Linked DNA regions of Mus musculus: regions 2, 3, 4, 5 and 6 are each linked to region 1. A link is a loop called in an ENCODE intact Hi-C map of the cell type or tissue named here. Cell type or tissue: heart. All regions are shown on one strand. Region 1 overlaps Mink1 (misshapen-like kinase 1 (zebrafish)). Region 2 holds the start of Arrb2 (arrestin, beta 2). Region 3 holds the start of Vmo1 (vitelline membrane outer layer 1 homolog (chicken)). Region 4 holds the start of Pld2 (phospholipase D2). Region 5 holds the start of Pelp1 (proline, glutamic acid and leucine rich protein 1). Region 6 holds the start of Med11 (mediator complex subunit 11).

Region 1 (4,000 bases):
CTGGGAAGGCAGCCAGGTTTCGAGTCGGCTGGTCCTGCAGGGACTGGGATCGGGGTACAGGTGCTGCATATGGCTTCAGTGGGACCCGGTGTGCCACCAGGCTCTGCAGGGGAAGACCAGAAAGGGTGGAATGCCTGCTTTGTAACACATCCTGCAAACTGGGCGCTGGGCTGAGAAAAGTCCCCTCTCCCATCAAAGATGGGGATTCTAAGGCTGGAGAAGTACACTATGCAGGGGATGTGCCCTGTAGTGCGCAGAAGACACCAGTGAGCACAAACATGTACTCATGGCCGTAAGCAAAGCCACCCACGTCTGTGTTGGGACAGGAATGGGGACAGACTCACCTTGTGCGGTCCTTCCTGGGGCTCCACAGGCCTCTGCATAGGAGGAGTCTGGGAAAGAGGTCCTGGGGGGCTAGGAGAGGCCTGGGAGATGGGGGGCTCTGGCCCCGCACTGCTTGGCTTCGCCTTCGCCAAGGGAGAGTTCTGCTGCTTGTTCATCCGTGCTCTCTCTTCCACCTGTGATTCAAGTGGGACATCAGGAGGCAGGCCACTGAGCAGGGCGTCAGCAGGCCAATTGGTTCCTCACTTCCTTCACACACTCCAGCCCCACATCCTCAGCTCCTTCCCCTCCTCAGTGCTTGTTACAACATCCCAGCCCTGGGGCAGCGAGACTGGTAGGACGGGGGTCTTAGGGGACAAAGGAGACAGCATACCTCGCGGGCCCATGCTGGCTTGTCAGCAGGATTAATGCCCCGACCGTAATGATACAGGGGCTTCCTGTCTCCAGGCAGGATCTGCTGCTGCTGCTGCTGCTGCTTCTGGAGCTGCTGCTGCTGCTGCTGCTGCTGCAGGGACTTGAGGTAGGCGTGCTCCTGCTGCAGCTGTCTCTGCAGCCGCTCTGACTGCCGCTGCTCCTCCAGCTGCTTCCGCTTGTATTCCTGGGCCCAACGGTAGGGAGAGAGGGCTCAGCAGAGTGTGGCCGTGTAAGTTAGAGCAGGCGTTCCTTGCCTTTCCTCTACTGCCTAGACAGGAGCCGCTTCCCTGGTCTTGGGAAGCCCCTTTCCCTGATGTGTTCCCATCCCAGTGTAGGAAAGCAGTTCAGGATGGCATTTTCCCGAGGACACTGAGGGACCCCGTTACCAGCAGCAAGGCCTGTTCCTGGAGCAGCTGTTGCTGAAGGATCTCGAGCTGTCGCTGCTCCTCCTCTAGCCTGTGACGGATATATTCCTGGGGGGTGGGGGTGGGCGGGGCAGGGAGGGAGGGAGGGAGGGAGGCGGCAGGAGGGTGGCAGCAGCGGCGAAGGAAGGGATCAGCAGGGTGAGGATGAGGGGGACAGGGTTAGATGAGCCCCAGGGGGCAATGCGGCACAGATGGGAGTAAGAGGACACAGGGGATGAGGAGGAATCAGGTGGGAACATGAAGGATAGTGCCCCAGGGCAGAGACAAGGATGGGCAGAGATGGGGAATGAAGGCACGGAGACAGGAGGGCAGGGAGCAGGGTGGGGTTGAAGGGTAGGAGAAAACAGAGAAAGAGTGAAGCTAGAAAAGATAGGAGGAATCTAGGGGCAGGGGAGCGAAAGGGCCAGGGCACCGGGAGCAGGAAGGCAGGCAGCAGGAGCAGGGCAGGGCAGGGCAGGGCAGGGCAGGGCAGGTGTGGAGGCGGGTGTGTGTGCGTGCGCACTGGCACCAATACCTGTTCCCGCTCTGCTTGCCGCCTCTCTTCCTCTCGTCGTAGGGCTTGCATGTCTTCCAATCGCCGCTGCTGCTCCTTCTCTTGTAGCTTACGCTGTTCTCGCTCTCGCCGCTGTTGCTGTAGACCAAGGAGTAGTATGTCTTACAGATTGGATCGGATTGGGTCGGATCGGATCGGAACAGATGCTAGTACAGCGCAGCCTTGGAAGGACTGCCCTTCATGGAGAGCAGGGCAGGTGTGTTAGAGACGGGGGAGAGAAAGGCATATATCCCCAGCCCTGAACCAGAGCTGAGCCCTGGGCCCCAAGAGCTCAGTTTGAGATGTTTGAAGTAGCTATGCACATTGGGCTAGACAGAAACCGCTGCCCTCGGAGTGGGTGAACGATATGCCATTTTCCTCTTCCCATAGCACTTGTTAGTTCCATGGCAACTTGACATAAGCCAGAGTGATTGTAGAAGAGGGAACCTTAATTGAGAAAAATGTCTCCATGAGATTAGTGGCGCATTTTCGTGACTGGTGACCGACACGGGAGTGGCCAGCCCACTGTAGGCTGTCCCACCCTTGGACTGGTGGTCCTGGGTGCTAGAAGGAAAACAGGCCAAGCAAGCCATGAGGAGCCATGTTCCTCCAAGTTGCACTTGGTCATGTGCATTATCGTAGCAGTTGAAAGCCTAAGACTGCCACCAAACAAACATGCTAACATGTTATGATCCTTGCATCGCAAGCCTTTGTGCCTTGAACACTAAGAGATGGACGTTAGTGTCAACCTTTGGCCAACAGGGGGCACCAAGTGCCCGTGCACAGAAAAGCAACCTTTGGCTTTGGTAGCCCAGGATGTACAGGACATGCTTTCTGGCCAGTGTCTGCTCCAATTCCGAGGCAAGGTCTGTCTCACTCTGCTCTTCCTCCTGCCCTGGCCAACAGCCAGTGTCTTGTCAACACACAGGATGGGGACCCACCTCCTCCACACGTCGCCGCTCCTCCTTCTGCTCCTCTATGCGACGCTGCCGCTGGTGCAGCAGGTGTTTGATGTGTGCCTCCGGGTCCCGCTGCTGCTGTTGCTGCAGCTGCTGCTGCTGCTTTAAAGCCTCAGAGTTGCTCTTATTCTCCTGCTGGAGTCTGAGGAATTCTCTGCGCAGTGTGGACTCACCGGGCACATTCATGATGGAGCTGGGTGAGCAGAACAAATGCACACTGAAGTCCAAGCACACTGGTGGTCCTCACCCCGGGCAGCCCGCTGAGCGGACGCCTCCAACCCTACCAGCCATCCCATCCTGCCAACGGCCAGGAAATCTGTCTTCTGTTTTGTCCCTCTTCCCTGTTTTGAGACAGGGCCTGAATTAGGTAGTCCAGACTGATCTGGAACTTGCTTGCCGGCTTCGGGTCCCCAAGTGCAAGGACTGGGTAAGCATCTTCACCTTGGCATCTCTGGTCTGGGAGGTTAAAGATTCCAGACCACACCTCTGTCAGCCCTAAGACCCCGTCCTCGCCCCGGTTCATCTGCTTCACTCTCTGTCCTGCGCTGCGCTGCACTGTGCTGTGTTGTGTTGCAGTTACATCATTTATTGTGTATGCTCGTGCATGCTTGTCAGTGGTGCATGTGCGCATGTCTGAGTGCACCACAGCAAGCCAGTGGAGGTCAGAGGACAACTTGGAAGAATTCTCTCCTTTCAGCACGTGGGTCCTGGGAACTAAACTCGAGCCACCAAGCTTGGGCAGGTGCCTTTGCCAACTCACCAGCCTGGAGACTCAGTGTATACAAGTTTCTATCACTATCACTAGAGACTCAGTGCATACAAGTTTCTATCACTATGTGCCATTACCCGAGAGTCCCCAAAGCCCAGCAAGGATCACTGCTGTTCTTCCAGACAACAGAGACTCCAACCTCTCAGCTCTACTTGCCAAACCCACCTTGGCTCGCCTTCCTCTCCATGGCTGTCGTCTTCCTCCTCACTGCCGCTGTACTCATACTCTGTCTCCTCTGCAAAGGAGACCATGGATACTTTTCCACTCACTGCCTCAGCCTCCAGCCTGGGTAGGGAGACCTCAGCTGGGAATGTCTACGTGCACAGCCCGACCCTGGAGCTGCAAGTCTAAGGAAAGGGTTCCTTGGGCAGGGAGACTGGGGTACAGGAGGGCAAAGCAAGTCCAGAGATCTCACGGCTAGAGAGGGGAAAGGGCAGAGGCCACACCCACACCCCGCTGCCCACCATCCACTGACCTTTCTCACCCCGCTTCTTCCGCGAGCGGTCGATGTGGTCCTTGAGCTGGATGCGGACCTGCCGCTCCGTGGGCTGGTCTCGGA
Region 2 (4,000 bases), 170 kb after region 1:
CTCAGATATTGGTCTTCTTAATGCTGAGATGCCTACTTTCTCATACTCTAAGGGCAGTGGGAGTGGTGGGGTTGATCCCATGTTTTGCAGAAGTCACTGCTCATAATCAGGCCCTTATTCTTGGTCCTCTCCGGCTTGAGGCACATAGCCCCTACCTATTCTTTAGCTCTTGCTCCTTTGGAACTCAAGCATTCACCCCATGTCCTCTTGGGGGTGTTGGGTCACAACAGGAAGTGGATTTTGCTATAGACCAAAAAAGAGAACTCTGGTATCAGTGGAAGGAAGGAGCTTCGATTGCACAGAGAACATCCGGGGAGAGGATGTGTGTCCAGGGGAGATACTACCTCTCCCCTCCACCCCCAGGAGAGGAATACAGTCCAATTTCAGCGAGGGTCCCTACACACTCTTCTCTCTCAAGAAGAAGCTGTTGCTCCTAGCAACCTAGAAGGCAGAAGTTTGGTAGCAGAGCTATCGGGCCCTTGGGACAGGTGGGAGCAATCAGACTGTGGGGTATTGGGCAGGAGGCTTTCCATTGGTTGGGCACGAGTCTAGGGGAATCCCTTCCCAGCATCCAGTCTCCCAGCACACAACCCCTCGGGGCCGGCCACCTGCTCCTCCTTCCTCCGCCCTTGCATCACAGCCTGCACAGAGAACCCAGTAGTCCGACTCCTACATCTCTGCGAGAACCCAGGCGTGGGTTTCCCGATCCCCATCAGGTCTTGCTTTTTGCAGGAGCCCTAGCACGCACGCTCCACTCCAATATCTCAAGGACCAAGGCTTGCGGCCCCGGACCGCTACCCTCTAGGGACCCAGGCGTCCGGCCCCGGGGTTTCTTCCCCGGTGTCCTTGTCTGTGGATCAACCTGGCACACCCCACGAGCAGCCGCCCATGCCCCGCGGCACGGCCCCACCTCCCTTACCTGGTCCCGGGTTTTTCTCCCATGGTGCGCGCGCGCTCGCCGCCCTCCGCCCGCCGGGTTCGCGGCTCGCTCGCAGCCTCCTCGCCTGCTGCCAGGTCCCCGCTCCTCCCCGCGCCACTGCGCACGCGCGTCCTCACTCTTTCTCCTCCTTCCCCTCCCCTCGCGGTCTGGGTCTCGGGGAGCCGGGGCCAGCTGCGTCAGCCGGATCCCGCGCGCCGCGGCGCAGCCCGCCCTCCTCGAGCTGGCTCCGCCCCACGCCTCCGCCCTCCGTTTCCCTCGGGGAAGCCTCCCCGCGCCGTCCCTACTCCCGATCTCCCCGCCCCTCCTCAAGCTTTTAGAACTAGATTGGGCCCCTTTAAAAGCAGGCGGCCGCCTTCGAGGAGATTAGAAGCAGCTGATTGGCCGTTGGTATCCGTAGCCCTGCAGGGATACCTCCCCTTTGTTTGCTTTCACTGTAGTGGAGGAGGGACGGGATCGAGGGGGCGGTGGGAATGAGCTCAAGTGCTGTCTAGTTCTGAGGGCCAAGGGCTGCCCACGTGGATGCACCGTATCAGTTGCGTGATGATGCTTGCTTTGGGACGCGCTGCTCATCCCTGAGCTTGCAGCCTCGTTTGGCCTGCCTTTCCCGCGTTCTTGTGGTCTTCAGCTCCCCCTGGTGTATCGTCTTTGATTTTTTTTTTTTTTTTTTTTTTTTTTTTTTTTTTTGTGCAGGGTCAAACATTAAAACATTTTTCAGACCTTGTCATCTCGACTGTCTATCCTAGCTATCATTCACCCACTCCATCCATCTCTTATTTTCTTCATCCTTCCCTCCCTCTCCATTTCGTGTTAGTCATTGTGCCAAGCCATCGGGACCAAACATGAATTATCATGGCCTAACTTTCCTGGGATCTTTGAGACATAGGAACAGGTATTATATTATGCTCCCAGGAATGCTATAATAGAGGTATGACTCAGAACATCAAGCAACTAAAAGCCCAAAAGCCTTTGCTTGGCCAGCGTGGGGGAGGAGGGAGTGCAGTCACTCACTCCATTGGATGGGAAATTTGAGGACAGACATTCTGAAGGATGGGCAGAAGTGGGGAAAGGACATTCTTTATAGACGAGTGCTTGTGGGTTAGATGGCAGGAGGCAGAGAGCTGCAGACTGTGGAAGGAAGAGACTGCGGAAGGCTTTGTATAGCAGGTGAAAGAAAGAGCCTGAGGATCTGTAGTGTTTATCTAATTTAATGTAATGTAATTTTCTGCTAAGGCCTCACGCATGCTTGGTAAGGACTCACCACTAAGCTCTGTCTTTAATCGCAGCCCAGCAATGATTTGATTGGATTTTGTTTTTCACCAGAGGAATGTCGAGATGGGATTTCTCTTTTCCGGTAACACAGAGCATAGCAAGACCGCTAGAAGATAAGCTAGTCAAGGGAAAACGATGAACAGGGAGTGGAGGGGGAACAGAGGGGCCATATTAGAGGTTCGTTGCTGGGGCAACATTGACTGGGTTTGGCAGAGGGTGAAAAGGGTGACTGACAGAGACAGGTTTTTCTCCTCTTCGGTCTCTTCCTTCTACTCTTACCCATTTCCCCTCAGTGGAATACCTTCATGCCTCTCTCTCCACTTTTCTCCATTTGAAAAACAATGTACACGAGAAAAAAAAATCTCAGATCATCTTTAATTTTTAAACATAGACCTTGTTTAACACCTGCTTACCCCTCCCCCGTTCTATTGTCACATTTTAAGTCTGCTCTTTCATTGTTACAATGTGTTACACTTTATGTGTCTGAGTGCTAGCCTGCATGTAAGCATGGTCATCACCATTTGTGTGCACAGTGCCTATGGAGGTATCAGATCCCCTGGAACTAGAGTTACAGGCAGTTATAAACCTCCACGTGGGTGCTAGAAAGTGAACCCAGATCCTCTGTGAGAACAAAAAGTGCTCTTAACCACTGAGCCATCTCTTCAGCCCCAATATGATTCTTTGAGACAAGGTCTCACTCTATAGCCCTGGGTGGCCTGGAACTCACAGGGGTCCCCCTGCCTCTGCCTCCTGAAGCAACACAGTCAGCTTAAATGTACTCGAGTTCTTAACAGTAAGCTTTTTGACTCATGAATTTATTCAGATTTGACCCTTGCTAAAGATCATGTTCAGAGGTAAGGCAGTCTATAGCTAAAGTGGAATTTGGGGGCAAGGGTCGTAGTTTAGTTGTCAGGGTGCTCGCCTAGCAATCATAAAACCCTTGTGGGAAGCTAGAGAGATGGCTCAGTGATTAAGAGCACTGAATACTCTTCCAGAGGAGCCGGATTCAATTCCTAGTACCCACAGCTCACAGCTGTCTGTAACTCCAACATCTGACACCCTCACCCAGACACACACGCAGGGGAAACACCAGTGCACATAAAATTAAAAATAAAAACAAAAACCTCATATTGGATCTCTGGCAAAACTGGGTGTGGTGGTGAGTGGGGGATCAAAAAGCCAAGGTCATACTCAGCCACATATCAAGTTTGAATTAGTTTGGGCTAATTGAGACTTTGTCTCAAACACACACACACACCAACAAAATATAATCAACAACAATATCAATAAAATAATGAGCTTTTGTCTACAGCAAGGAGAAAGACAATGGTCAGTACAGCATGAAATCTGTATAGCTTAGTGGGTAAATGCACTTAATGTCAACTCTAATGACCTGCTTGCGTTCAATCCCCAGGATTTACACGGTGGAAGGAGAGACCCAATCCCTATTCCCCACCCCCACCCTCACACACAAGTTGGTCTCTGACAGCCACACAGCCACACAAATGCCATGGCTTGAAGGCCCCTGTTACACAAACACACAATTAATACAAGTGCTACTTAAAAAATAAAGTTCAGGGAATGATGCCATCCATGGTGGAAGAGTCTTCACACCTCAATCAACCTAATACAACTATTCTTGCATAGGCAGACAATAGAAGATATGATTGTAGATCACTTCTCAGATGAGTAGATCTCATCAAATTGACAACTGAGATTAACCACCATATTGTTGTTGTTGTTGACTGTCCTGGAACTCACCCTGTAGACCAGGCTGGCCTTGAACTCAGA
Region 3 (4,000 bases), 90 kb after region 1:
AGGGACACTCCAACTCTAGTGATAATGTTTAGGCCCAGCATCTGACATACCATTGTAGGTTTCCCTGTAATACAGACTCTAACAAGAAATGGCTATCCAGAACCCCTGTTAATCTTTATTCCAAGAAACTTAGAAAAGCACCCAAATCCACACATGGTGCGTGCCCAGGCAGACTTTGAGGAGTTTGTGCTCTGAGAACTAAAGTCCTAGGGAACCTGCCTAAAACAACAACAACAATGGGTGACCCCACCTGTGCTAAATATGCCCATGACAGGATCTGGCATTCTTTCCTTATTGAGGAGCAGAAAACCAGTGTGTAAGTGTTGACAGCACAAATACAGAGTCAGAAAACGAAGTAAACATTAAGCTTTTTAAAATAATAAAAATCAAATCAAGCCTTGTTCTGTGAACAACATTAAAAATCGTTTAAAAAATTTTTTTTAAAGTATAAAATGGGTTAGGGATATAGTTCAGTGGTAGTGTCTTCCTGGAATGTGCAAGACTCTAGGTGCAGTCCCCAGTACTGTGTGTGTGTGTGTGTGTCTGTGTGTCTGTGTGTCTGTGTGTCTGTGTGTGCACAGCTCAAGCTTCACTGGGGAGAGAGGAGAACCTTCTGGCTTCCTCACTGGAATGTGAGCTTTGGTGACAACAGGCACTCTGTACGTTGAAGACTGGATCCATGGCTTTCTGACTTTTTAAGGGGGCCAGGGAAGCACCTCTAGTGCTGGGTTGTAGACATCATCGACCCCCCCCCTTTCCCTTCCCCTTTTTATTTTTTATTTATTTTTTATTTTTTTTTTTAAAGATTTATTTATTTATTATATGTAAGTACACTGTAGCTGTCTTCAGACACTCCAGAAGAGGGCGTCAGATCTTGTTACAGATGGTTGTGAGCCACCATGTGGTTGCTGGGATTTGAACTCTGGACCTTCGGAAGAGCAGTCGGGTGCTCTTACCCACTGAGCCATCTCACCAGCCCCCCCCCCCCCTTTTTTATTTTTGAGACAGGATTTAAACTGTTCAGGTTGATTCGTTTTATTAATTTATTAATTTACTTGTTTGAGACAGTCTCTTTACATAGGCCTGGTTCATTTTATTTATTTACTTACTTGTTTGTTGAGACATATCCCCAACTATCCTGAAACTCACCACATAGATCTGGCTGGTCTCAGACTCACAGAGATCTGCCTACCTCTGCCTCCTGAGTGCTGGGATTAAAAGGCGTGCATTATCATGCCCTATATCCCAGGCTGGTTTTGAACTTTCTATCCTCCGACTCAGCTATTTGAGCCACTGTGATCACATATGGACTTGAGCCGCTAGGCCTGGCCAAGCACCTTACTTTTCTTGGTCATTTTCAGAAATTTAGAATATTTCTTAAATCAAATTGCCTTACAATAAATATGTGTTAAAAAACAGAGGAATGTGTCTGAGGTCAGCAGATCAGGGCTGGTGCCCCCTAACAAATCCAGCCAAGTTTTGTTTTCTTGTTTTGTGAATTAGGGGTCCATCTGCTGGTCATAGAAGGAAAGGCATTCTGGGAAAAGATTCTAGACCGTTAAGCAAGGCAAGATAAAGGGGATGTAGCACCAGAACTCAGGAGGCCAAGACAGAAGGGTCAAGGGTTCTAGGTCAGCCTTGGCTACATAGTGAATGGTGTTTCATCGTATCTTAAAGAATACAAGAAGCAGAGGAAGAGTAGCCTTATTTGTTCTTAGTTATCTCAGTCCCTGTCCATAAGGTCTTGGCGGTTAAGAGCATGGACTGCTCTTCCGAAGATCCTCAGTTCAAATCCCAGCATCCACATGGTGGCTCACAACCATCCGCAATGAGATCTAACGCCCTCTTTTGGTGCATCTGAAGACACAGCTACAGTGTACTTAGATATAATAATAAATAAATCTTTAAAAAGAAAAAGTGCCATAAGATATGGCTGCAGGCAAGCCTGCATTTTCTTAGTTAGCGATTGATGGGGGAGAGCCCAGTCTGTTGTGGGTGGTCCTGGGCTCTATAAAAAAGCAGGCTGAATAAGCCATGAGGAGCAAGCCAGTAAGCAGCACCCCTCCATGGCCTTTCATCAGCTTTTGCCTCCAGGTTCCTGCCATGCTAGAGTTCCTACAGTGGGAATGTAAGCCAAATAAACCCTTTCTTCCCCAGCTTGCTTTTGGTCATGGTGTTTCACTGTGGCAATAGAAACCCTAAGTAAGACTGCTAACGCCAGGCAGTGGTGTCTCATGCCTTTAATCCCAGCACTTAAGGAGGCAGAGGCAGGCAGATTTCTGAGTTCGAGGCCAGCCTGATCTACAGAGTAAGTTCCAGGACAGCCAGGGCTATACAGTGTCCCGACCCGAGGGACAGTCGAACAGGCACTTGAGAGGCACCTGGAAGAGAATGGGGGGACAAAGAGATACAAAGAACAAGACAAGCTGACAAATTTTTATTTTTCCCACACAGGTTATATACTCATAGGAGCAGGAAGGGGGTGAAGTGGGGTCGCTTTGTCTCTGAGTAGTGCACCTATTCCCAGGAACAGGATGTTGACTGGGTAAACAGTTCAGCAAGAAGATCAGAACAGAATGGGTTAATAGGCACCTATCCACAAGATTTATAGCTCTTTGTTTTCCACTGACTTCAGGATCTATGTCTATTTGTACTCAGCTGGGCTAGTACTTTCCCACAGAGGCCAAGACTTTGTGCCGGCAAGCACTTATGGCTGACAAGGCAGTTAACATTCAAACAGGGTCGCTCCCAACAATACAGAGAAACTCTATCTTGATAAAACAAAACAAAACAAAACAAAACGACTGCCACATACAGTATTTCAGGACAACCTGGGTTCCAGAGGAAGATCCTGTCTCTCTGGGTGTATCTGGTGTCCAAGATTCTCAAAGAATCAGAGCCACAGCCTTAAGAAGACCTTTTCCCAGCCCTTATCCTTCCCAGCCGTGATCTATGTTAACAGTATTCTTTTCTACATCCTGTAGGGTTGTCTCTCATCCTCACACTGTCTCCTGCCTAATCCTATCCCTGGCAAATTTTCCTAGAATCACTGCAGTCTCCAGCCTTGGCTTCCATTGCCAGTGCTGGGATTTCCCTCAGTTTACTGGGGTAGGGGTGGGGGTGGCAAGTTACTTACAGCTCTCTCATCTACTAACTAGGAAATATAATTTCTATCTTCTACAATCATTGCGGTGATTACATGAAATATACCTGGAGCTAGTGTTAAGTATTCAGTAGGCCCTAATTTAAACTCAGTGGCTTCTACTGCCCTCCCTTCCCTAACTCCTGGGGGCCGCAAATCTTCAGGGTTCCTGGACTGGAGCAGATTAGTTTTGAATGTCACTTAATCCTGGTCATTCTTCCGCAATCTGAGCCATGAAAGGACAGGGCTGGTAGAGAGCTGCAACCTGAATCTTGATAGGGCCAGGACTGATATAAATCCATCTAAGTGACCAGATTCATAGGTCATGCAGGATGGAGTTGCAGGCTGGAGCCAGGCTGTTACTGCTGCTGGGGGTGATGTGCTATGGACATGCACAGATTCAAGTTCACGTAGAACCACGCTATGCATCGATCGTTGACGTGACCAACGGTGGTACCTGGGGTGATTGGGCCTGGCCTGAGATGTGTCCTGATGGATACTTTGCCAGTGGGTTCTCTGTCAAGGTGAAGGTTCAGACCTGGGTCTTAGAAAGGGCAAAGATGTGCCAGATTGCAGAGCTGAACGTGAGAAGGAGAATCCTCTCAGTGGACCTCACTTCTGCTTCCCTCCTGACCTAGGTGGAGCCCCCTCAAGGCATTCCTGGAGATGACACAGCTCTGAATGGGATCCGGCTACACTGCACTCGAGGGAACTCACAGAAAAACACCCACGTCGTGGAGTCCCAGTCCGGAAGGTGAGATTAGGGACCAAAGACCCAACGGGGTAGAAAGCATTTATCTAGTGTTTGTAAAGCTCTGGGTTCACTCCTGAATGGGAAGGACACTCTCCTAGGACAAA
Region 4 (4,000 bases), 66 kb after region 1:
GACCTTACCATGGCGTGGTAATTGCGATAGAAAGACATGGTCAGGAGGCGGTTGAGGTAATTTTCCAAGTATTTCTGAAGGGAGACGGAAAAGAAACAGATGTAGCCAGAACCTTTTGCATACTGCACACCTTGCTACAGGACCTGCTGCATACCTGTTTGCTGGCTGTGTGTCTGGCAGAGCCCTCAGAACCTCCTCGGGGTAGGGAGGGTATATCCTCGGCGGCTGCCTCTCGGGCTGGAGAATGGGTCACAGCAAAGCTACAGAGATGAGAGAAGACTCAAGAAGGAGCTGGAGACGGGGCCTTGGAGGAAGAAAGGCTAGCAGAAGAAAGAAAGAAAGAAGAAAGGCAGAAGAAAGAAAGGGTCTCTGTCCTGGGAATGGAGACAACTGGGAGGAGGGGGTTGCTAAGGACAATTCTGGGCATCCAGCCTGGCTAAAATATTGGCACAGTACTATGGAGGAGATCCAAGCAGGGAAAGTTTCCTGGGAACCAGGGACAAGGGAGGGGGCACGGCACAGAGCTGAGGAAGGAAAATGCCCAGGGGATAAGAGTCAGACAGACAGGAGTGAGTGAGGCTGCCATGGGGTGAGAAGTACCTGCCTTTCACGGGAAGCAACCGAGTTCTACTCACCGAGCCAAAGGGAGCAGACTCATCAAGACTTTGTGTCTCTGGAGGTCCCGATGCAGCTCCTGAAAGTGTCGGAACTTCTTCTTGGTTGTCCAGGTAAAGTCACCATGCGTCAAGCGAACAGAATATAGAGTACAGGTTCCCACCTGGGGATATGAAAATCTAAAATATGTCTTCTGGCCCAACCCAGGCCTCCACTTGGGCCAGGACTCCCTCTCTCGCCTTCCCTGGTATCCGCTGGTGACTGACCTTGGATCCGCTGGTGTATCTTTCGGTGCCCACCACCTGGGCTATAACAGGGACCCCAGGGGCGAACACCAAGGGGTGTGCTTTCAGAGGCTGAAGGTCATAGATGGCCAGATAGGGATGCATTCGATCAGCTGGGAGGGGAAAAAAGCAAAACAAAAACAAAACAACCCAAGGGTGTAAAGATCTCAGGAGGCCTCAGATCCCTATCTCCCCTCTCTGGGAGCCATCTCCCTCTATACCTGGATCCTCTCCTTCCCTCAGAGTGTCAACCTCATCTGGCTCCATGTGCAACTGGCTGGAGTTCAGATAGTCCCCATAGGGAAAGAGGTTCTTCTGGGTTACAGTCATCCTAGGAATATGAGGAAGCCTCAGGAAGGGACTCGCCCTACAGAAACACCCCTTCCCCATCCAACGCCCCCGGTCGGTCCTCTCCCGTCTTACTCAGTGACTCTCAACGTCTAGGGTTGTAGACCGACGCCCCTCTAACACCCACCCCTGCAACCTCCATTCCCTCCCCCAGCCTTCAACCAGAGCCTCTCAGCCCCGCTTCTCATTCCAAATTCAGGTCCAAAAAAGCACCTAGCTAAGGTGGGATGGCCTCGAACTGGGGCGAGGTTAAGTCCAAGGGAGGAGCCCTGGTGACAGCGAGGCTCGAAGTCAGGTCAGACTGGCTGGAAGCAAGGGTCCGGGCGGGAATGAGGAAGTTGCGCGCTCCCCGCCCAGGAGAGAGATCCCGAAATCTGGACGAGCGGCTGAGTCAGAAGGCCGTTGCAGCTCCAGCCCGACAGCGTCCCCGCCCGGTTCCCGGGGCTCCGGACCTCAGCCGCGCCACGTCCCGGGCCCCCGCACCCTGGATGCGGACCCCGGCGCCCGTGCGGGTTCGCAAGCAGGCAGAACTCAGCCAGGAGCCTACACCCCAGAGGGCCGGGGCGGGGCCGGGGTTCAGAGCCTGCCCTCGGGGGGCGGGAAGGCCCCCAGGGCTCACCTCCACGACTGTCGCGTCGACTGGGTCCCGCCCCCGCCGTCCTCTGCCCGCCCTGCGTTAGAGACGCCCGGGCCCGGGCCGCCCACTCCGGAGGCCGCCCACTCCCCAGGGCTGTCTTCTTCCTCCAGCTGCCCTCGGGGCACCTGCTGGCTATGTCCAGCACCCCCCAGTGTGCGATCCACGTAGTGCACATTCCTCTACTGCGCGCGCGCGCGCGCGCGGCCATTGGGTAGTCTGGTCCCCAGCACTGCCTGGAATCCGGGCAGAACGGCCTGGGTTGCGAGGACCTGCAGATGTCCCCTTGGTGGGCCCGGTACAGATAGCCTTTGTTGATGGAAGGTAATAAGAGCATAAAAAGCCGAGTGACTGCCAAGTTCGTTGCTGTATGAGAAATCGCATTCTTCATTCTTGAAACGCTCTTTTAACGCAGGAGTGATTAGCCCGACACTGAGCGACAATAACAGACCAATTTCGGAACCTGGAACCTAATCGCCTGTAAATTTCAGTCTGGAAAAAACTTTTTTTCCCCAGATCCTAAAGGCTGTCCTTTTTTTCCCTTCCAAATTTCCGCTGAATCATCATTTGAATTGTTTTAGGTTTTGTTCACTGGAAATGAACCTCCAATAAACATTTATGTGCCAGTCATTTTTGTGGACTTATTATTTTAATTCCTCTTCTGTAAACAACTAGAGTGGAACTACTGGGTCATATAAGTGTATGTTTAACTTACTGTTTGCTGTCGAGGTCTGGGCTTGGCAGTTTGTAGCTCAGCAGCACAGAGAATTGGAGAGAGTATTGTGAAGCTTGGGCATTGAGACCAGCTGAGGCTACACAGCAAAACACTGCTGAAAAAACAAACCCCGGGGCTGGAGAGATGGCTCTGTGCATGAGCTGAGGACCTGAGTCTGATTCCTAGCACCCACATGGCTGCTCACCAAGCAGTCCCCAGGGGATCTGATGTTCTCTTCTTGCCTCTGTGGCCACTGCACACACAAAACATTTATACACACAAAGCCAAAATAGAGAAAACAATTAAATACAAAAACTTTCCAAAATGGCTCTTCTATTTTATATTTCTAAAAACCAGTGTATGGTACTTCTGTTGTAGCTGCTCCATAGCACGGTGCACATTCAATTCCATAGATCCTTCCTGTTATCCATTAGAGTGGTCTGAAAGGTTTACCACTGCAGTCTTAATTGTACATCTCTGAATATTAACAGCGTTAACTGTATTTCCTATTGTCTTAGTTAGGGTTTTACTGCTGTGAACAGACACCATGAAAGGCAACCCTCATAAGGACAACATTTAATTGGGGCTGGCTTACAGGTTCTGAGGTTCATTATCATCAAGGCCGGATCATGGCAGCATCCCAGGCAGGCATGGTACAGGAGGAGCTGAGAGTTCTACATCTTCATCTGAAGGCTGCTAGCAGAATACTGGCTTCCAGGCAGCTAGGATGAGGGTCTTATAGCCCACACCCACAGTGACACACCTACTCCAACAGGGCCACACCTTCTAATAGTGACACTCCCAGGGCTGAGGATATACAAACCATTACACATATGCTTAAGTATCTTGATAAAGTATCTGTTCATCTTTTCCTAATTAAAAACCTTAATACATATGTGCATATCTATATATTAGATAGGATACCTCTATGTCAGTGGTTTTTCAGCCTGCAGATATCCTGCATATCAGATATTTACATTACAATTCATAACAGTAGCAAAATTACAGTTATAAAATATCAATGAAAATACTTTTATGGTTGGGGCTCACTACAACATGAGGAATTGTATTAAAGGGTCACAGCATTAGGAAGGTTGAGATCCACTGCCCTATGTAGTCCTGGCTGGTCTTGAAATCACTATATATAGATAAGGCTGGTCTCAAACTCACAAGAGATCTGCTGTCTTTTCCTCTAGACCCTACATACACACACAAAGTATTTTTTTAAGTTAAAAAAAAAATCCAGTTGGGCAGTAGTCATTCATGCCTTCAATCTCAGTATTTGGGAGGCAAAAGCAGGTGGATTTTTTTTTCTTTTTTGTTTTGTTTTGTTTCCTTTGTATGTGCATGAGTACTTTGCCTGCATGTGTGTATGTGTGCCATGTGCATGCCTAATACCTGTGG
Region 5 (4,000 bases), 200 kb after region 1:
TTGGAGCAGGCGGAGAGCTGGGTGTGGTGGTGGTGGTGATGAATCTTTTAATACCAGTACCCAACAAGCAGAAGCAGGGAGATTGTGTTAATCCCAGTAAACGAGAACAAAGATCATTACCCAAATTCTTTTAGTTGAGTTAAGCAAGCTCATATTAGCCCCACAAACTGCAAGGATAGGAGATTTTTCCAAGAGTTTTTGGTTATGTAGGAACTTGCCAGACCATTTCAAAATTATTTGGCAGAACATCTCATCAGGGTGGAGATTAGGGTATAGGGTGTGGAACATGTCAAATTTCAGAAAATAGGTCACGGCATGGTCAAACCCAAGTCTCATAGAAGACAGGATGAGCTTAGTTTGACCTTGTAATAAGATGGCTTTCAATCTTAAGATGGAGTCAGGCTGGTTCATCATTTGCTGCAAGCTTGAGGTCAGCCTGGCCTACATAGAGAGACCTTGTCTCAAAGTACCTCCAAAATAAAATCTCCTTTCTCCATGCCTCTGTCTCTGTCTCTCTCTGTCTGTCTCTGTCTCTGTCTCTGTCTCTCTCTCTCTCTCACACACACACACACACACACACACACACACAATTGAAATGGAAGAAAAAGTCAAAAATAAGGACCAGGATTTAGCTCACTTGGTCAAATGCCTACGGAGCATGCATAAGGCCCTGGGTTCCAGCCCTAGCACAGAGGGAACTGGGTGTGGTGGCACAGGCCTGGGATCCCAGTGCTTGGGAGGGAGAGCTAGGAGAGTCAGAAATTTGATGCCATCCTTAATTTTTATTTATTTATTTATTTATTTATTTGTTTATTTATTATATGTAAGTACACTGTAGCTATCTTCAGACACTCTAGAAGAGGGAGTCAGATCTCATTACAGATGGTTGTGAGCCACCATATGGTTGCTGGGACTTGAACTCAGGACCTTTGGAAGTGCAGTCAGTGCTCTTAACCACTGAGCCATATCCCCAGACCCCATCCTTAATTTCATAGGAAGTTACCTTCAAGGGGAGGTTACCTTGACTTTAAAAGTGTGTGTATGTGTATGTGTGTGTGTGTGTGTGTGTGTGTGTGTGTGTGTGATAGAGATTGGAAGAAAAACTTTTCTAAGAATGGCAACAAGCCTGTCGGCAAAATTGGAAGTCTGTGCAAAGGCCTTGGAATTGATGTTGCTGGAGGATAGAAAGAAGGCTAGTTTAGTCCAAGACTAGGAGAAGAAACAAAACAAAACAAAACCTCAAACATCTCTCCACCCCTAAAACAAAACAACAAAAGACCAGAGGAAGAAAGAAGTGCTTGTACAGCCTGAGGTCAGGTGGTATAGATTCTAGTCTGTGTAGGGAAATATTCTTATCTTTTTTTGTTTGTTTTTTTGAGACAGGGTTTCTCTGTGTAGCCCTGGCTGTCCTGGAGCTCACTTTGTAGACCAGGCTGGCCTTGAACTCAGAAATCTGCCTGCGTCTGCCTCCCAATATGCTGGGATTAAAGGCGTGTGCCACCACCACCCAGTTAATATTCTTATCTCTAGAAGCTACAGAAGGACTCTAAACTGGGAAGGACAAGCTTTCTTGGCTCCAATCTGTAATGTCAGCATTTGAACTTGTGAGCCTGAGGCAGGAATATTGCCACATCATGTCTGAGGCCAGCCTGTTAAAAAGCAAAAACAACAAAACAAAGAACTGGCTTATATCAGAAAAGCCCAATTCGGCTTTTGTGTGGTGTACAGACTGCAGAGGGAGGAAATAAGGCAATGCTGAGGCCTTTGAAAGTGATAGGTTAGCCGGGCGTGGTGGCGCACGCCTTTAATCCCAGCACTAGGGAGGCAGAGGCAGGTGGATTTCTGAGTTGGAGGTCAGCCTGGTCTACAAAGTGATTTCCAGAACAGCCAGGGCCCTGTCTCAAAAAACAAAACAACTGTGTATAGTAATGTAAATACACAAATGACTGTGGGTGTGTCTTGGGGACAGAGTGACACCTCTGCTACTTTGTGGCATGTGCACTGTTTGAGCTTGTTTTTCCATTGTTGGAAAAGCAGTTTAGAACGTTCCAGATTTCAGACTTGGGGTTGGCTCCTTAGATAGGATTACTAAGCCCAGGGAGAAGGTGACCAGAAGCCACGCTGGACTGAGATCTTTCAGACTCCCGCGCCTTTCCTGCAGACCACGTGTCCGGCCTGCGCAGCAACGCCTCCGCCCCGCCCTACAGCGCTCAGCCCGGGTTAGCAGTTTGCAAGCCGCCCCAACGCTGGCGCTCGCCCACATTGCGCATGCCCCCTCCTGCCGCAGGGCGCCAGCCCTCATTCATCCAGCCCAGCAGGCCGCAGCCCCCTCCTCAAGACCCCTCCCCGAGCGGCGTGCGTCGCACTTATGTTTGCGTCATCACGCCACGCCATTGCTCGAGCCTGTGAAGATGGCGGCGGCCGTTCTTAGTGGGGCCTCTGCGGGCTCCCCAGCTGGGGCTCCTGGCGGGCCCGGGGGTCTCTCTGCGGTGGGATCCGGCCCGCGTCTGCGTCTGCTGCTGTTAGAGAGCATTTCCGGGTTGTTACAGCCGCGAACGGCGTCCCCCGTGGCCCCTGTGCATCCCCCAATCCAGTGGGCCCCGCATTTGCCCGGGCTCATGTGCTTATTGAGGCTGCATGGGACGGCAGGTGGGGCGCAGGTAAGTCTGTGGCTCCCGCGGTCACCGTGGAAAGGCTGGTGAGGCGGCTGGGCACCGTGGTCCCGCCTTCCTGAAGCTGACACTGGAGCTGTGAGCTCGAGGAGAGCCGAGAGTGGAGAATAGAGCCACTTAACCATTGAGGACGCGATCCACAGACTTCATTACCTGCGCGTTCCCCAGAGCAGTATTAGGCCCCTTTTCTGTTAGGTCATTGATAAGCACAAAGCAATGAAGGGGCTCGGTTCCATCCCAGGTCCCCTGACTAGTTCAGTCCTCAGCGAAACTTCTTTTGGCGGCGTTTTCCCAGGGTAATTGAACACAAACATTTACTAGCTCTCAGCCAAGGGCCTACCCCTTCCTACTCGGCGCTCCAATTCCAGTCATAGTGGCGATGAGCAAAATGCCATAACACGAAACTAAATCTGGTATGAGTTTCCTAAACCGGTGTAGAGAGAGTATTTAGAGATTTCTCCAAAAGACCTGGAGTTTAAGATGAACAGGGGTTAGGTAGTGAAAGAAAATTAGAAGGGGTAGTTGAAACGTTAGAGGAACACTCGTGTAGGACGGGTTGGAAAATGAGGGCAATGTTTGGGTTCGGGGTTTAGGTGGTTAAAGAGAGTGGGTAGAGTTGAGGCTGGTGAGGTAGGCGGTAGACAATATGTTGTCTACCTGGTTAGGAGCCTGTGCACAAAATATTCACATGCGTTCAGTTCCTACAAGCTAGAAACCCAAGTGCCATCCTCGATATGTGGTTTCTTACACACTTCCATAAGCAGTCTGTGAAGTTCTGCCTTTTTTTTTTTTTTTTTTTTTTTCTTATGGAGGCAAAGTCTCACTATGTGGCTCTGGCTGGTCTGGAACTATGTAGACCAGGCTGGCCTAGAACTCCCCGAGATCCAGCTGCCTGTGGCTGGGCATCCGCCATCTTGTTCAGCTGTATGTGTGTTTATGTTAGTGGTTATGGGCCAAGGGTAGCAACGGTGCACACATCAAAGTCATAGGAACGTTTAGGTCCTAAGGTTCCTGTGTCAAGACAAGGTCTCTTGCCAGTGGTGGACTGTCTAGCCCGAGTGTTTATGTTGATGCTCTTTGGTTTTACCTTGTGTTTCTCAGTAGGGGACGCTGCGATTATAGATGCTTATACTACTATGGCTGGCTTTCGGATGGGCTCTGGAAGGCAGGATTGGGTGGCTTATATTCATTGTACTCCTCAGACAGTTGGGAATACTACAGTTAAATCTGCCCTCCTAATGGTCTTTTGTTTGTTTTGTGTGTTTTAGAAATCTCTCTGATTTTTTTTCAGTGACCTGAGTTTTTGTTGTGATGCACTTTTACTTCAG
Region 6 (4,000 bases), 150 kb after region 1:
TACAACTAATAATATATGAATAGCCCCTCTGCCCTTAGCCTTCCCCCACGTCTAATAAAATGTAACACTCAAATACGTGGTTCAAAAGTGCAGTCCCAAGGTACAGTGCCTGCTTAGCATGTGTAAAGTTCTAGGTTCAACCCTCCCACTACCAGATCAATTTTAAAAAGTGTCTGCTTTTTGCATAGTGTAACAATAAACTGGACAAATTCTGTTTTTAACTGTAATACTAAAGATTACTTTTAGACCAATTGGCTGAGGGCTGGAGAGATAAGTCAACAGGTTTCAGATATTGTTCAAGACTCTAAAGGACTCACATGGTGGCCCACAACCATCCGCAACTCCGGTTCCTGGGGACTTGACAACCCCCTCTGACCTCCACAGACACCATTTATATACGTGGTACACATATACATACAATAACAAAACCATTGTTCATACACATAAAATAAATCTTGGCAAATGTTTTTTTAGAATTAGTGACTTCTGCAGACTCTGGGTCTTTGTCCCTTCAGAACTGCTGATGGTGCCCCCTGGCCATAAGTCTCTCTTGAGACTCCATCAGCTGTTCTCCAACCCCACACTGAAGCCTGGGCTTTCTCACTCCCCTCCTCACAGCCGCCACGCTGATGCTATATAGACTGGGCTGATGCTGTGTAGACAGGACTCGAGTCCTCAGTCTCTTGGAGCCTCATACATATGAGAGAGAGAGCGAGAGAGAGACTCTTAGCTTTATAAAAAAATACAGCTTTTATTATTAAAACACTTAGTTCCTGTTTTGTTTCTTCCAATGAGGAACATAACTTCCCCTTTTGAAGGAGGGTCCCTCTATGTACTTAGCCCAGGTTGGTCTCAAACTACAGCAATCTTCCCACCTCTACTTCCCAAGTACCGGGCCTACAGGTGTGAGCCACTGTGTGTGCTTATAAGAACACATTTATTTTTATTGGGCCAAGTCTTCTGAAACTCCAGGGCAGGGTGCACATGAGGAAGTGGGTTGGGAGTTGACCTCTGACCTCTGTCTGATCTTGCATAGTGGAAAACAGGGCCGTCTTGCTGGAAGAGTCAGAAGAGATGTGTGTACACTGGGGCTTTGGATTCTTCAGTTCTCCTTTCTGCCTTGTGGTCCTCGTCTGCCCTGACCAGTAGGGCACGTGTATGATGCACTGCTCCCCATCCTACGGTCTCTGGTGCAGGGCACACTCTGGATCATCCGAACTCAGTTCTCCAGCATCTGCTCACAGGTTCTCGCCACATCACTAATCTTGAGGCGGGCGTAGTCTACTCGCTTTAGAGCCATTTGACAGTCCTTCCTGGAAGAGTAGCTGGAGCCCTCATGCGGCTGCCCTGTGGCCACCTACAAGTCAGATCAATCAATGGGGTACTGCCTCTCTTTACCACCCACAACCGGGCAGTATTATTTCTCTGGTCTCACATCTTTCCCAAGTTTGATCTACATTAGTTGACTGGTAACTCAGTGTTCTAAGGCAACAACAACAACAACAAAAAAAAAAAAAAAAGAAAAAGCTTAACCACTGTGTGAACCTCATCTATGAAATAGGGACCACAGCGAATACTTCCTAGAGTTTTAGGATATGCCCAGCACACCACAGATGTCAGTAAACAGTAGCAGCTGGAGTAAAGACTCTGGAAGCCTCTTAGCGATGTCTGTCTTCTTAGTCCCCAAGCAAATATGGCCTCACAAGTTTCTGGGAACAACGTTCGGTAGCTTCAGTATTTATTTATTTATTTATTTTTATTTATTTATTTCAGTACCTGGGCCTCTTTATGGTAGGTAAGTGCTCTAACACAGAGCTCCAACTCTCTTTCTGACCTACTGGGTCTGAATTGCCCAGACAAGTTTTGAACTTGTGATCTTCCAGCCTCAGGCACTTAAGTAGCTCAGAATACCGGCCTGTGCCAGCTGGTATGCCTAGGGTATTGTTTATACACCCTAGACATTTTTAATCCTTTCCTTTTAGAGGACTAAACCAGCCCTGAAATGAAAGTACCTATCGCGTAAGAGGCAGTCTTACCTAGCTAAAGCTCAGGGAATCCCCAAGGCTAGGGCGTTGGTTCAGAGCTGGGGTCCCCGCCCAGCACCTTCTAGACACACCCACCTGAGTGAGGTAGCGGATTTGAGCGGATAGCTCTGCCTCCACGTGCTGCACAGAAGTGGTGAAGGCTGCCGCCTGCCGGTCGAGGAGCCGCTCGTTAGTCTTTTCCTTGGACAGTTCCAGGATCGCCGTTCCTGCCAGGGCGGGGAGAGGGCGATGTCAGACCCAGGCTTCAGACTCAGCCCCGCCCTAAGGCTAGCATTCAGGTCCCGCCCCAACTGCACGCAGAGTCCCGGGCTGGTCTTCACCCCTTGCCGTCTGCCCCTCGCTTCCCGAACCTGCGTTCTGGAGGATGGCGCCGATTTCACGCTCGATATCCTCCAGGGCGCGCAGCCGCTCGTTCGCCAGACTGTAGGTAGCCATCGTTCCAGTGGAAAGCCCCACAGGCCGTCTTTTGCGAGGTGTGGCGCCACAGCCCGGAAATGCCTGTTAATGTGCGCCTGCGCAGAGGCCACTGCAGCGAACACTACAATTCCCAGGATGCTCAGCGCGGCCTCGCCCTTCCGAGTCTACCTGGTCTAGTCTGACTGCCAGGGCGCTAATGCCAGGCCAGACAGGGGTGGAAAGAGGCGGTTATTGACTTGTTTTCTGACAGGATCTCAGTTTAGACCAAGTTGGCCTGGAACTCATAGAGATCCTCTGGTGTAATAGGTCTGTCAAAAATGAAGATAGTTTAAAGAGATACTTGTATCTCTTCAGTCTTGACTATCAGAACTTGTCTTCCAGAAAGAGATTTTACACAGTTCTAACAACTTGTCAGACCACTTTACAGGATGAGACTGAAGCCCAGATAATGAATAGTCAGTGATGGGTGTGACCACACACCTTGACTGAGGGTGGGGGTGCGGGTGGGGGTGGGGTACTTAGATGTGCACAACCTTGCTCTATTTAAACTTTGATGTTGCGTTAGCACCCTGAAGACTGACTTGAGGGGGCTTGCCGGATCTCTTTGTCACTCTTCCCAATGTGGCCACATTGGATACGTCTCCTTTTTTAACTTTCCATTTTTAATTGGCTTATTAAAGAAGGGTGGCCAGACATGACTTGGGCACTAGTCTTCCCCTCACCCCCTTCCCCACAAATTGAGTATCACTGCCTCTGCCTCCCTAAATACTGGGATTAAAGATATGAGCCACCACTGAAACAGCCCTGTGGCCCAAAGCCACTCAGACCTCTCTGATTTAGTTAACTGTCTGACTTACTGAATTTATAAGAATTTATTATTAAGCATTGGCCCTGGGCCAGGTGATGACAGTGGGAGTTCAAGTGGGTTCCTCCATACTGGGTAGTCATGGGCTCTTTGGTGGCCAACCTCTCCCAAGGAAAGCATGACATTCTCCGTGCCTAAGGCTTCTTCCTGATCCTGAGCCCAGCTCATTCTCATGTCCTGGTTCCTTCCCTCGACCTTTCTGTCTTTGATTATCAATTAGGTGTGCTAGGCTCTATGGATATAGAGATAAATGAAATGTTCTCTCACTCAATGGTGTTTGTTAGCTTATTTTATTTTATTTGGTTTTTTTGAGACAAGGTTTCTCTTTGTAGCCCTGGTTGTCTTGGAACTTGCTCTGTAGGTCAGGCTGTCCTCGAACTCACCAAGATCCGCCTGCCTCTGTCTCCTGAGTACTGGGATTAAAGGTGTGCATCACCACTGCCCACCAAGATTTATTTATTTAATTTGGTGAGTAAGGGTATTTTGTATCTGTATGTGTGTCTGTGAGTGATGTGCATGCATTGCTCATGGAGGTTAGAGAGGACATTGGATTGTTTAGAACTGGAGCTGTAGGCAGTTTTGAGGTACTGTGTGGTTGCTGGGAATTGAACAGGTTCCTCTGAAAGGGCAGCCATTGCTCTTAACCACTGAGCCATCTCTCCAGCCCTGGAAG

What was found. Peaks named below come from ENCODE experiments on the same cell type or tissue, not always from the same donor. Only the 100,000 strongest peaks of a DNase experiment are listed, where the experiment ranks them.
Region 2: it touches region 1 in a loop (2.3-fold over the local background); 16 of 42 quality-filtered maps call a loop at or near these places.
Region 3: a loop joins it to region 1, with 7 times the contacts of the local background. A loop is called at or near these places in 29 of 42 quality-filtered maps.
Region 4: a loop joins it to region 1, with 4 times the contacts of the local background. A loop is called at or near these places in 32 of 42 quality-filtered maps.
Region 5: a loop joins it to region 1, with 2.5 times the contacts of the local background. A loop is called at or near these places in 15 of 42 quality-filtered maps.
Region 6: it touches region 1 in a loop (2.2-fold over the local background); 4 of 42 quality-filtered maps call a loop at or near these places.

The regions. Positions count from the first base shown.
Region 1 is chr11:70,603,860-70,607,859 of GRCm38, reverse strand. It overlaps Mink1 (misshapen-like kinase 1 (zebrafish)), which reads right to left. Exons shown (of 33, transcript NM_001045964.1): 10 at 3,917-4,000; 11 at 3,607-3,676; 12 at 2,655-2,865; 13 at 1,696-1,812; 14 at 716-940; 15 at 345-518; 16 at 1-103. Among named protein-coding and RNA genes, the nearest start is that of Gm51905, 4.9 kb to the right of the region's middle. In heart, a CTCF peak has its summit at 2,473 (motif pointing right); a DNase peak (open chromatin) is centred at 2,539.
Region 2 is chr11:70,429,673-70,433,672 of GRCm38, reverse strand. Arrb2 (arrestin, beta 2) reads right to left here and starts at 1,093. Exons shown (of 15, transcript NM_145429.5): 1 at 920-1,093. The coding sequence starts at 942. In heart, a CTCF peak has its summit at 1,544 (motif pointing left); DNase peaks (open chromatin) are centred at 1,242 and 1,842; H3K4me3 peaks cover 2,023 bases; H3K27ac peaks cover 1,986 bases.
Region 3 is chr11:70,514,077-70,518,076 of GRCm38, reverse strand. Vmo1 (vitelline membrane outer layer 1 homolog (chicken)) reads left to right here and starts at 3,461. Exons shown (of 3, transcript NM_001013607.1): 1 at 3,461-3,666; 2 at 3,781-3,896. The coding sequence starts at 3,475. In heart, a CTCF peak has its summit at 1,509 (motif pointing left); a DNase peak (open chromatin) is centred at 3,586; H3K27me3 peaks cover 327 bases.
Region 4 is chr11:70,538,075-70,542,074 of GRCm38, reverse strand. It overlaps Pld2 (phospholipase D2), which reads right to left and starts at 1,803. Exons shown (of 25, transcript NM_008876.3): 1 at 1,461-1,803; 2 at 1,121-1,230; 3 at 882-1,012; 4 at 636-778; 5 at 155-260; 6 at 9-74. The coding sequence starts at 1,229. In heart, a CTCF peak has its summit at 2,034; DNase peaks (open chromatin) are centred at 954 and 1,974; H3K4me3 peaks cover 2,066 bases; H3K27ac peaks cover 2,130 bases; H3K27me3 peaks cover 226 bases.
Region 5 is chr11:70,408,424-70,412,423 of GRCm38, reverse strand. It overlaps Pelp1 (proline, glutamic acid and leucine rich protein 1), which reads left to right and starts at 2,393. Exons shown (of 17, transcript NM_029231.4): 1 at 2,393-2,660. The coding sequence starts at 2,412. In heart, no CTCF peak of the experiment used is centred here; a DNase peak (open chromatin) is centred at 2,313; H3K4me3 peaks cover 2,219 bases; H3K27ac peaks cover 1,660 bases.
Region 6 is chr11:70,450,459-70,454,458 of GRCm38, reverse strand. It overlaps Med11 (mediator complex subunit 11), which reads right to left and starts at 2,541. Exons shown (of 3, transcript NM_025397.3): 1 at 2,396-2,541; 2 at 2,121-2,251; 3 at 727-1,357. The coding sequence starts at 2,480. The coding sequence ends at 1,220. It also overlaps a transcript of Cxcl16 not described here. In heart, a CTCF peak has its summit at 2,201; DNase peaks (open chromatin) are centred at 1,088 and 2,268; H3K4me3 peaks cover 1,679 bases; H3K27ac peaks cover 1,550 bases.